2 separate regions of the Homo sapiens genome follow, and region 2 is linked to region 1. Evidence: chromatin contacts called from ENCODE Hi-C or POLR2A ChIA-PET data. All regions are on one chromosome and are shown on one strand. Each heading gives the region's core, a stretch centred on a gene start or an enhancer-like site at or near the end of the contact. The rest is flanking DNA. Distances are from core to core; before and after follow the strand shown.

Region 1 (5,185 bases), core at 1,941-4,440:
CGGGAGTGCAGTGGTGTGATTATGGCTCACTGCAGCCTCAATCTCCTAGGCTGAGGCCATCCCCTCACCCACCTGAGCCACCTGAGTAGCTGAGACTGCAGGCATGTGCCACCATGCTCTGCTAATTTTTTGATTTTTTGTAGAGACGGGGTCTCACTTTGTTTGCCTAGGCAGATCTTGAACTCCTGAGCTTAAACGATCCTCCTGCCTCAGCCTCCTGAAGTGCTGAGATTACAGGTATGAGCCACCACATACGACCAATATTTTTACCAGAATATTTCATAAAATCAATGCACTGCTAGGAAAGATATGAAGTCACTTAACTGATCTGTCTAAACAGAACTGTTCACCTGTTCATAGTGAAGTACACAGGGTTTTCATTTGAAGTCCTTAAAAAAACAAACAACCTGGCAGGAAACAAAAGGAATCTCATAATGACGAGTTTCATTAACTATGCATTTTCTCCAAGCAGTCCAACCCCATTCAGAAATAACACAAAATATCCAAGTGCTTTAAAATCCAAGGCCTTTAATTTAGTTTTTGGTAATGACCATAAATGCCTTCACAAAACCTCTTTTTCACTGTAAATAGAAGGCACTAGGCATTACATAATACCCTTAAAGCAGTGATTCCTCCTGATGCTGGTAGAGATAAAACATTTAATGTCAGGGTTTACATAGTAACAAATTCTTCTTAAAAAAAAAAAGACAAATCTAAAAATCACGCACCAAAAATTATCAGTCACTCTTTCCCAGGTTCCCAGTGCAAATTTACATCATTTTTACAAGTACATAGTTTGAAATTAAGAGATAAACTAGGTATGATATGGTTTTCAACATGTGTTAGGTTTCAGTTAAATACAGTAAAAATGAAGACACCATTATCATGCTAATTGGCATCTTTTGCTACTGTTTAGCTGTGCAAAATAGACTTGAAATGATACATCCTGTAGTGGCATAATTTAAAAGATCCTTGATATGACACCAACAACTTACAAATTCTGGTCACAAACTGTATATAAATTGTACAATTATTAAAATATACCTTTTTGAAAAATAATAAGATGACCATTTATACCTAAATAAGGTTTCCCAGAAAGTTATGAAATACTTTTAGCATATAAAAGTAGTTGCTCCTTTTCTGAAAAGTCAGCTGTTGTTTCACAAAATAACTCATATGATCCAAGGCAAACGATTTCTTTCAAATGCCATATTCTCTCTATGACTTTGAGGTATGCTTCAAGAGACTGTATCCATAAGAACAGGGCACATTTGGGTATTAGACCACAGTTACAAACGCAAGGAGTCTTTCTTGGGTCAGGAATGCCCTTAAGAGTTATATCGACAGAGAACAAAAGATAGCTTCTGAAGCCATATCCTTTACAAATACATACAACTAAATTTGGTTATTTAGAGGATAATTCAAGACACAGCTATTAACCACATGCTGTGTCATGTGTGCCTATTTTAGTTAGTGGCTTCTGGCCAGGTGCGGTGGCTCACACCTGTAATCCCAGCACTTTGGGAGGCCGAGGCGGGCGGATCACCTGAGGTCGGGAGTTTGAGACCAGCCTGACCAACATGGAGAAACCCCATCTCTACTAAAAATACAAAATTAGCCAGGCGTGGTGGCACATACCTGTAATCCCAGCTACTCAGGAGGCTGAGGCAGGACAATCACTTGCACCCGGGAGGTGGAGGTTGCAGTCAGCCGAGATTGCGCCATTGCACTCCAGCCTGGGCAACAAGAGCAAAACTCCATCTCAAAAAAAAAAAAAGTGGCTTCTGTAGGATACTCTTATTCAAACACAAACCAAACAACCCTACTCTACCAAATCACATTCTTCTATTTTTGGCAAGGTAGTATTGTTTAAACAAAACAGAAACAAAAACAACAACAACAAAAGCTAACCATGACAGTGACTCAGGCGAAAGTTCCCATGTCAAACAATAGTAGGAAAAGTGTTTTAAGAAACATTAATGTTGGGAAAAATAAAACGCTACCAAACAAATAATGCCAGAAATCAATCTTATCATCACTCAAATAAGTATCACATAAAAAACTCATGAATGCCTTTGAAATAAGAATAGTTCAGTTTAAAAAAATAGCTGATTATGAGATTTATAATTAAAATGTCTTTGAAAAGCAGCCAAGTTCATTAGTTTAAACATTTAATAATATTTAAATTAGTATTTATTTAATTTTTTATTTTTGTTGAGACACAGTCTCACTGTGTCACCCAAGCTGGAGTCCAGGGGTGTAATCTCAGCTCACTGCAACCTCCGCCTCCCAGGTTCAAGTGATTCTCACATCTCAGCCTCCCAAGTAGCTGGGATTACAGGCGCGTGCCACCATGCCTGGCTAATTTTTGTATTTTTACTAGAGACGGGGTTTCACCATGTTGGCCAGGCTGGTCTTGGACTCTCGACCTTAAGTGACCTGTCCACCTTGGCCTCCCAAAGTGCTAGGATTACAGGCGTGAGCCACCACACCCAGCCTAATGTTTAAATTAGTAAAGGGTAAGAGAAAATAAACTCTTCCATCATTAATACTAGATGCCTTCTTGTCTTTGGAGAAACTGGTAACATTAAATTTTGAAAATGGAAGGGAAAATAATGAAAATCTATATGACAACTGAAAAAAACCCATCATGTCTATTAATAAACACAATGGGTAGCAAGAAACTTTTTTTTTAAACAATGATCACTCAACAGAATACCTTATAAAATTACGTATCATAATGAAGCTAAGGAAAAGCTTCAAGACTAGCAGCTGAACTGTGAAACATGTAGGACAACAGAAGGCACTACATAAGCATCAATTCCTTCTAACCATAGGACAGTTCAGTCTTTCTGTTCTTAAGAAGATAGCCAGTGTGAATGTTATTTTTATATCCCCCTGAGTTTTAACATGATTGGGCAAAGCAGCACCAATTTAAAAAAATATCTGCAATGCCAGCACTGCAGTATGAAATCACTAATACTGATGGCCCACAAGTCTCTCATAAGAGCACTTTAGAACATGATTAAAAATATAGAAATGCCTTTCGGTGTTTCAGTATTAAAGTGGAACCACCACAGATATCCACTTTAAAAAGTAATGCACTAAAAAGGTCTGTTTATACAATACAGTCTTTCTACCCTGTAACTAGCATTCATGGCAATTTTCCACTCCGCTGCCACTGAGAGATCTCCTTTGTGCGTCTGGTTGAAATGTCAGTATGCTTCATGATGCATAATCCTTTTTGGCTGGAAAATCTTGGCAAATATCATGTCATGCCCGTTTTGAGCAGTATGCCTTGCAAGTCCTCTGGCAATGCTAAGATAATGGCATCTATGTGTGTCCGTAACTTTTCCATAGTGTCAGGTTTCACAGGTAAGTGCTCTCGATCAGCCTGCAACTACATAAGGAACATTTCATAACATTTAAATTATCCTCAGAATCTGTATTAATACATTACATTCTCTAAATAAACCATTTTAAAGGTCTAACAATTAGATACTTTCAGTCTTAGACCAGAAATTACAGAAACTAAAAAAGCAAGGAGCATTCTATTTAAACAATTCGTTATTGAGCTCAATAAAAGGCTTCTATGTAAATTCATAATAATACCTAGAAATATAAGTGACAATGTTTTTATAGAGCTTATTAGATTCTATATACATAACGTTAGAATAATATGGCATCATTATGGTCTGTTTCAGTGACCAAGTATTTTCAGCAGTATCTACCATCAATTGACCAATTTCAAGCCCTCTCATTTAAAAAGTTACTTCTGCGAACTATCATGGGTTGTCAGCTCACATGAGAGGACAATGTCTTCAAAGAAAAGTCAATTTAATCTTTGGCTGTTTTGGCTACATACCAGCTTATTTTTCAGCTTCAAGACAAGGTCTACTGTTTCTACTTCTGTGTGTTTCTGGATCCAGAGAAGTAAGTCCTAGAATAAATAAAGTCCCAAATCAGTAAGTTCTCAAAATAATATTCAAACCTCTCTATTTCAATAGGTAAGGCTACTGTGAAGGAAAGACAAGAAGGAAAAGGAGAACAAAGTATTTAACCCAGATATAGCATTATAGTGCAAGAATAATTCTCATAATATTCTAATAACTGTTAGATAATTTTCTGCATTAGCCAGAATAATTGTCTCATATTTGGAAGTAAAACAAAATGTACTGAGGTGGCTTTTTTAGATCAAGCAAGAAAAACAAAATTGCAGCTCAAACTGTAACAGTAACCCCCACTTCCACTAAGTAGTGACTAATTTATAAGGAACATTAGTTAACAAATCAAGAGAACTGAACATGAATTTACTACTGGATGTACACTTCGTGTTTTCGGATATGCTCTTCCTGGGCTTATGTTGCAGGTGCATTCATCATATTCCTTTTCTCAAAGCCACAGTGACTGGGAGTTTATGAGTAGAAAGTTAACACTGAGGTTAGCACACCTCACATTTAAAGCTAAATATAAATGAAAGTGAGACTATTCCTTTTATTTTCACAAGTAGTTTAATTTAAAATAGGCTGGTAATACAGAACATAAAAAAAAAATCAGTCCGCTTTTTTTTTTTTTTTTTTTTTTGAGACGGAGTCTCGCTCTGTCGCCCAGGCTGGAGCACAGTGGCGCGATCTCAGCTCACTGCAAGCTCCGCCTCCCGGGTTCACGCCATTCTCCTGCCTCAGCCTCCCGAGTAGCTGGGACTACAGGCGCCTGCCACCACGCCCGGCTAATTTTTTTTTTTTTTTTTGTATTTTCAGTAGAGATGGGGTTTCACCGTGTTAGCCAGGATGGTCTCCATCTCCTGACCTCGTGATCCACCCACCTCAGCCTCCCAAAGTGCTGGGATTACAGGCGTGAGCCACTGCACCCGGCCAGTCCACATTTCTAAAAGTGTTAATACTAACTAAAAAAGGTAAATACATCATACAGAAAAAGATGTGGAGTTAGGCTTCTTGGATTAGAATCCTTACTCTACCCAGTAATGTGCTGGTAAATATTTAACAAGTGGTTCTCCAAAAGAGGTCTCTGGTTTGTAGCATTTGCCAATTTCTGTGGTGTAGTACTCCCACTGTAGGCTATTTCAAGCTGCCAACCTGAGGTTACTGAATACAGAGCTGAGAAGAGATGTGCACATTTGGCTCTTGTGAGCCAATGCAAGTGGACTCCAGCACACTGTTGGCTC
Region 2 (5,185 bases), core at 1,017-3,516, 43 kb after region 1:
CGAATTCCTGATCTCAAGTTATCTGTCCGCCTCAGCCTCCCAAAGTCCTGAGATTACAGGTGTGAGCAACTGCACCCGGCCTCCAATTTTCATTTAATAAACACATAAAAAAACCAAACTGTATGGATAACTACAACTGAAAATAGCAATTTCAAATATTTACAAAACATATAGTCTCTTGCTACCTAGGACAATGATGATCTGTTAAGACAGCAAAGTGCCTGCTTTCAGGTCTTTTGTAGATTTTCCTTGTACCAACCATACTTCAAGTCACAAGAACCACACTTCATTTGATGTGCAGCACATAAAAAAAGCATTAAATAATATCTATGAGAAAAAAATCAGTCAGGCGTGGTAGCTCACACCTCTAATCTCAGCACTTTGGGAGGCGGAGGTGAGCGGATCACAAGGTCAGGAGATCAAGACCATCCTGGCTAACACAGTGAAACCCCATCTCTACTAAAAATGCAAAAAATTAGCCAGGCGTGGTGGTGGGCACCTGTAGTCCCAGCTACTCGGGAGGCTGAGGCAGGAGAATGGCGTGAACCCGGGAGGCAGAGCTTGCAGTGAGTGGAGATCGCGCCACTGCGCTCCAGCCTGGGCAACAGAGCGAGACTCCATCTCAAAAAAAAAGAAAAGAAAAAAAATCAGCCGGGTGCAGTGGTTCACACCTGTAATCCCAGCACTTTGGAAGCCTGAGGCAGGCGAATCACTTGAGGTCGGGAGTTCATGACCAGCCTGGCCAACACAGTGAAACCCCATCTCTACTAAACATACAAAAATTAGCCAGGCATGGTGGCAGGCAAAGGTGTCCCAGCTACTTGGGAGGCTGAGGCAGGAGAATCACTTGAACTGGGAGGCGGAGGTTGCAGTGAGCTGCGATCGTGCCACTGCACTCCAGCCTGGGTGACAGAGCAAAACTCCATCTCAAAAAAAAAAAAAAAAAAGAAAAAAGAAAAAAAAAATCTGTAGGTCATTCATAAGCCAAAAGTACTTAAAAATTTTTTTGATAATGACACATGCAGAGGCTATAAAACTAGATATAGGCTATCTAAACACCACAGAATTAACTTCTTAGCCTTGATGTATGCATGCGGGGGACTTTTCCTCTACCATCTTAGGTTCACTAACTGGGGCCTGTGAAATAAACAGACAACAGATTAACGAGAAAAGATTTAGTTCGAATGCATACAAAGGCTTCAGAGAAAAAAAGTAAAAACCCAAAGAGGTGGTTAAACTTGGGAGCTTAGATACCATTTTAACAAAAGAAACTAAAATGCAGACAAAGGAAAAAGGATTTGGACTTCTAGGGGTGGTAATCTGTGGGAAGGTAAACATATGGGTAAAACTAATGAAAGATAAGGGTTATTTTAGCAAGGCTTATTTATGCAGAATTAAGCTGGTACCATCTCCAGTGATAAAGAGTTTTCTCTGGTGATTCAGAATTTTCTCCTCTTCCTGGTATGGGAAAGGGAAGGGGTGACACCTTCACAAAAGGAAATGTATGTCCTGCTTTTAGGCATATAGGGGGAGGGTAAAGGGCTCTTTTTGCATCTGCTGTTTCTCAGTTGCCTTCAACTCAAAATAATTCTTAAGCCAAAGTGGTATATTTGGGGGTGGTATATTCTGATCCCCTTCATGCTCATATAGAGAAGTGAAAAAGAGAGAGGAGCCATGACAACCAGCTATGATCTGAAAGAGAAGAGCATCCAGCATAATTCACTGGGATTCCATGCAGAAAGTCAGTTCATTCTGCAATCCATACAACTCAGCTTACTCTGAGACCTGGAAATCTAACCCATCACAGTATATAAGAAGTGTATGTACAGATTTTATAAGAAAAATGTTAACTGAAATGAAGATACATTCCTACAAGACCTCTGCATCATTATTTCATAAATGGGTCAAAAACACCAAAATAATTCCAGGTCAGAAAAAACCCCTTACTGGGATCTCTAAAAGGCAGTATCTAATTTACCAAGATACCACTTTTCTTTCATATAGTTCACCAAAGCTGAGTTCCAAATGGATAGGAAAAAAATTCTGGAAGCATTTATACAGAAAGGAGAAAATGCTAAAAAAAATTTTGTTTAACTGTCAAATCTCTCAAATCAGATTAAATGAACTAACTAGCACAATATTAGAAGTAACCGGCCGGGTGTGGTGGCTCACGCCTGTAATCCCAGGACTTTGGGAGGCCGAGGTGGGCAGATCACGAGGTCAAGAGATCGAGACCATCCTGGCTAACATGGTGAAACCCCGTCTCTACTAAAAATACAAAAACAAAAAATTAGCCGGGACTGGTGGCAGGCGCCTGTGGTCCCAGCTACTCGGGAGGCTGAGGTGAGAGAATGGTGTGAACCCGGGAGGCGGAGCTTGCAGTGAGCTGAGATCGCGTCACTGCACTCCAGCCTGGGTGACAGAGCGAGACTCCATCTCAAAAAAAAAAAAAGGAAGTAACCACAAAAGGAAAGAAAACTAGACTGTCTCTGCTATAGGGTTATAACTGTGTGTGGCCTGAGAAGCTAAATGTTTTGGTCACTATAAGCCAAGAAAAGCTAGTTTGAAAGTGAAACACAAGAGGTAACCTGAAGGATGTCAACGATTAGGACCACACAAAAGGAAGAGCTTGAAAGAGACTAACAAAACCAAGCTCAACAATAAACAGACCCTTGTATGTTTTTTTCTATACACCAAGCACTACGCCAAGGCTTTACCTATATTAACCCATATAAACTACTGCACGTAACTTATGGCCTTGCTTCCTAACCAAATTTATCCTGGCTTTTTTTAGGTTCACTGCTTTTACAGAGTTCCTGGTAAGCTCCCAAATTCTGAACTGAAAGTAAACTACATACTATATAAACTATTTAATACATACTCCACGAATCCCAAATATACCAATGTCGCTGATTTTCAACCTCTTCACTATTTTAAGAGTTTATTGTTCCTTGATGGTTTACCTCATCACACCATAACAGTTATTTTAAGAGTTGAAGCTACTAAAATCAACGATGACATGACTAGGCATCATTAAAATAGGAATAAAAATCATTGATCTGTTTGCAATCTAATATGCTATTTCAATCAATTTTCATACATTAACAGTATAACCAGTATTCTTAGTATAAAATTAAACAGAAACACTGTATGAAAAACAGTTACCTGAATTTGAATCTGGAAAAGACAAATAGCAAATATTGGTTTTCTGAAAAAGAAAACAAAAGTGATGTATGCTGACACATACATAATCAATAAAAACAAACAGAAATATAACAGTAAACTATACAGAGCAGTATTTTTACTTACTTCTCTGTCAGTAAGTTTGGAATGCTGAGGATAAATTACCTGGAAGAAAAGAGTTAAATTTTGTTAAACATATTATAAACATTAGTTATAAACATATTATAGGCCAGGCACGGTGGCTCACGCTGGTAATCCCAGCACTTTGGGAGCCCAAGGCAGGCGGATCACTTGAGGTCAGGTGTTTAAGACCAACCTGGCCAACATGCCGAAACCCCGTCTCTACTAAAATTACAAAAATTAGCCAGGTGTGGTGGCATGCACCTGTAGTCCCACCTACTCGGGAGGCTGAGGCAGGAGGATCACTTGAACCCGGGAGACAGAGATCGTAGTAAGCCGAGATCATGCCACTGCACTCCAGCCTGGGTGACAGAGCAAGACCCCGTCTCAAATCAAACAAACAAACAAAAAAATATATATATATAACATTAGTCTAAAATAGTAGTTGGTTATGGTCAAATCACTTTCAGAAATAGTTCACAGATGCACGGATAAAGAAAATGCAGTACATATACATAATGGGATATTATTCAGCCATTAAAAAAATGAAATCCAGGCCAGGCATATTGGCTCACACCTGTAATCTCAGCACTTTGGGAGGCTGAGACGTGCAGAGTTCAATACCAGCCTGGTCAACATGATGAAACCCCATCTCTACTAAAATACAAAAATTAGCTGGGTGTGGTGGCTCATGCTTGTAATCCCAGCTACTCGGGAGCCTGAGACATGAGAATCACTTGAACCCAGGAGACGGAGGTTGCAGTGAGCTGAGATTACGCCACTGCACTCCAGCCTGGGCGACAGAATGACATTTCGTATCAAAAAAAAAAAAAAAAAAAGAAAGAAAAAGAAAAAAAAAAAATAATGAAATCCTGTCATTTGCAACAGCATGGGTAGAACTGTTAAGTGAAATAAGCCAGGCACAGAAAGACAAATATCACATGTTCTCACTCATATGTAAGGGCTAAAAAGAGGAACTCACAGAGATAGAAAATAGAATAATGATGGTAAGTTACCAGAGGCTGGGAAGAGTAGTAAGAGTTTGAGAGGGGGGAATAAAGAACGGTTAAGGGCTACAAAAATACAATTAGATAGAAGGAATAAGATCTAGTGTTTGGTAGCACAATAGGACAACCACAGTTAAAAATAATTTATTGTGTATTTCAAAATCACTAAAGAGTAGAACTGGAATGTTCCCAACACAAAGAAATGATAAATGCTTGAAGTGATGGATATCCCAATAACTCTATTTGATCATTATACATTGCATGTCTGCATCAAAATATCACATGTACCCCATATATATGTGCAACTATTATATATCCACAATAATGAAGTTTTTTTTGTGCTTTTTTTGTTTTTGTTTTTGAGAAGGAGTTTCACTCTTGTTGCCCAGGCTTGAGTGCAATGGTGTGATCTTGGCTTACTGTAACCTCCACCTCCCAGGTTCAAGTGATTCTTCCCCTCCCGGGTTCAAGCAAATCTCCTGCCTCAGCCTCCTGAGTAGCTGGAATTACAGGCATGTGCCACCACACCCAGCCAATTTTGTATTTTTAGTAGAGATGAGGATTTCACCATGTTGGTCAGGGTGGTCTCGAAATCCTGACCTCAGGTGATCCACCTGCCTTGGCCTCCCAAAGTGCTGGGATTTCAGGCGTGAGCCACCGTGCCCAGTCAAGAATATTTTTTTAAAAATACTGGGAAGCCGGCCGGGTGCAGTGGCTCACGCCTGTAATCCCAGCACTTTGGGAGGCTGAGGTGGGAGGATCACGAGGGCAGGAGATCGAGACCATACGGTGAAACCCCGTCTCTACTAAAAATACAAAAAAATTAGCTGGGCGTGGTGGCGTGTGCCTGTAGTCCCAGCTGCTGGGGAAGCTGA

The links. Hi-C counts contacts between places; a loop is a spot of excess contacts on that map. ChIA-PET counts read pairs that join two places held with the same protein, here RNA polymerase II (POLR2A). Pooled maps may share reads with other maps.
Region 2: a loop to region 1 is called in a map of adrenal gland, with 1.8 times the contacts of the local background. The contact joins two enhancer-like sites. A Hi-C loop is called at or near these places in 3 of 168 maps with a recorded cell type or tissue (adrenal gland, heart left ventricle and posterior vena cava) and 1 of 50 pooled maps. POLR2A ChIA-PET finds 5 or more read pairs at or near these places in 11 of 52 experiments (B cell, GM12878, H1 and 8 more).

The regions. Positions count from the first base shown.
Region 1 is chr3:57,624,946-57,630,130 of GRCh38, forward strand. DENND6A (DENN domain containing 6A) reads right to left here. Exons shown (of 20, transcript NM_152678.3): 19 at 3,866-3,940; 20 at 509-3,400. The coding sequence ends at 3,269. It also overlaps a transcript of PDE12 not described here. Among named protein-coding and RNA genes, the nearest start is that of ARF4-AS1, 30 kb to the left of the region's middle. Within about 2 kb of position 3,191, at least 2 of the 41 ENCODE cell types and tissues checked have a DNase peak (open chromatin) inside an H3K27ac peak, as active enhancers do.
Region 2 is chr3:57,669,091-57,674,275 of GRCh38, forward strand. DENND6A (DENN domain containing 6A) reads right to left here. Exons shown (of 20, transcript NM_152678.3): 2 at 3,310-3,348; 3 at 3,166-3,208. Among named protein-coding and RNA genes, the nearest start is that of DENND6A, 21 kb to the right of the region's middle. Within about 2 kb of position 2,267, at least 7 of the 41 ENCODE cell types and tissues checked have a DNase peak (open chromatin) inside an H3K27ac peak, as active enhancers do.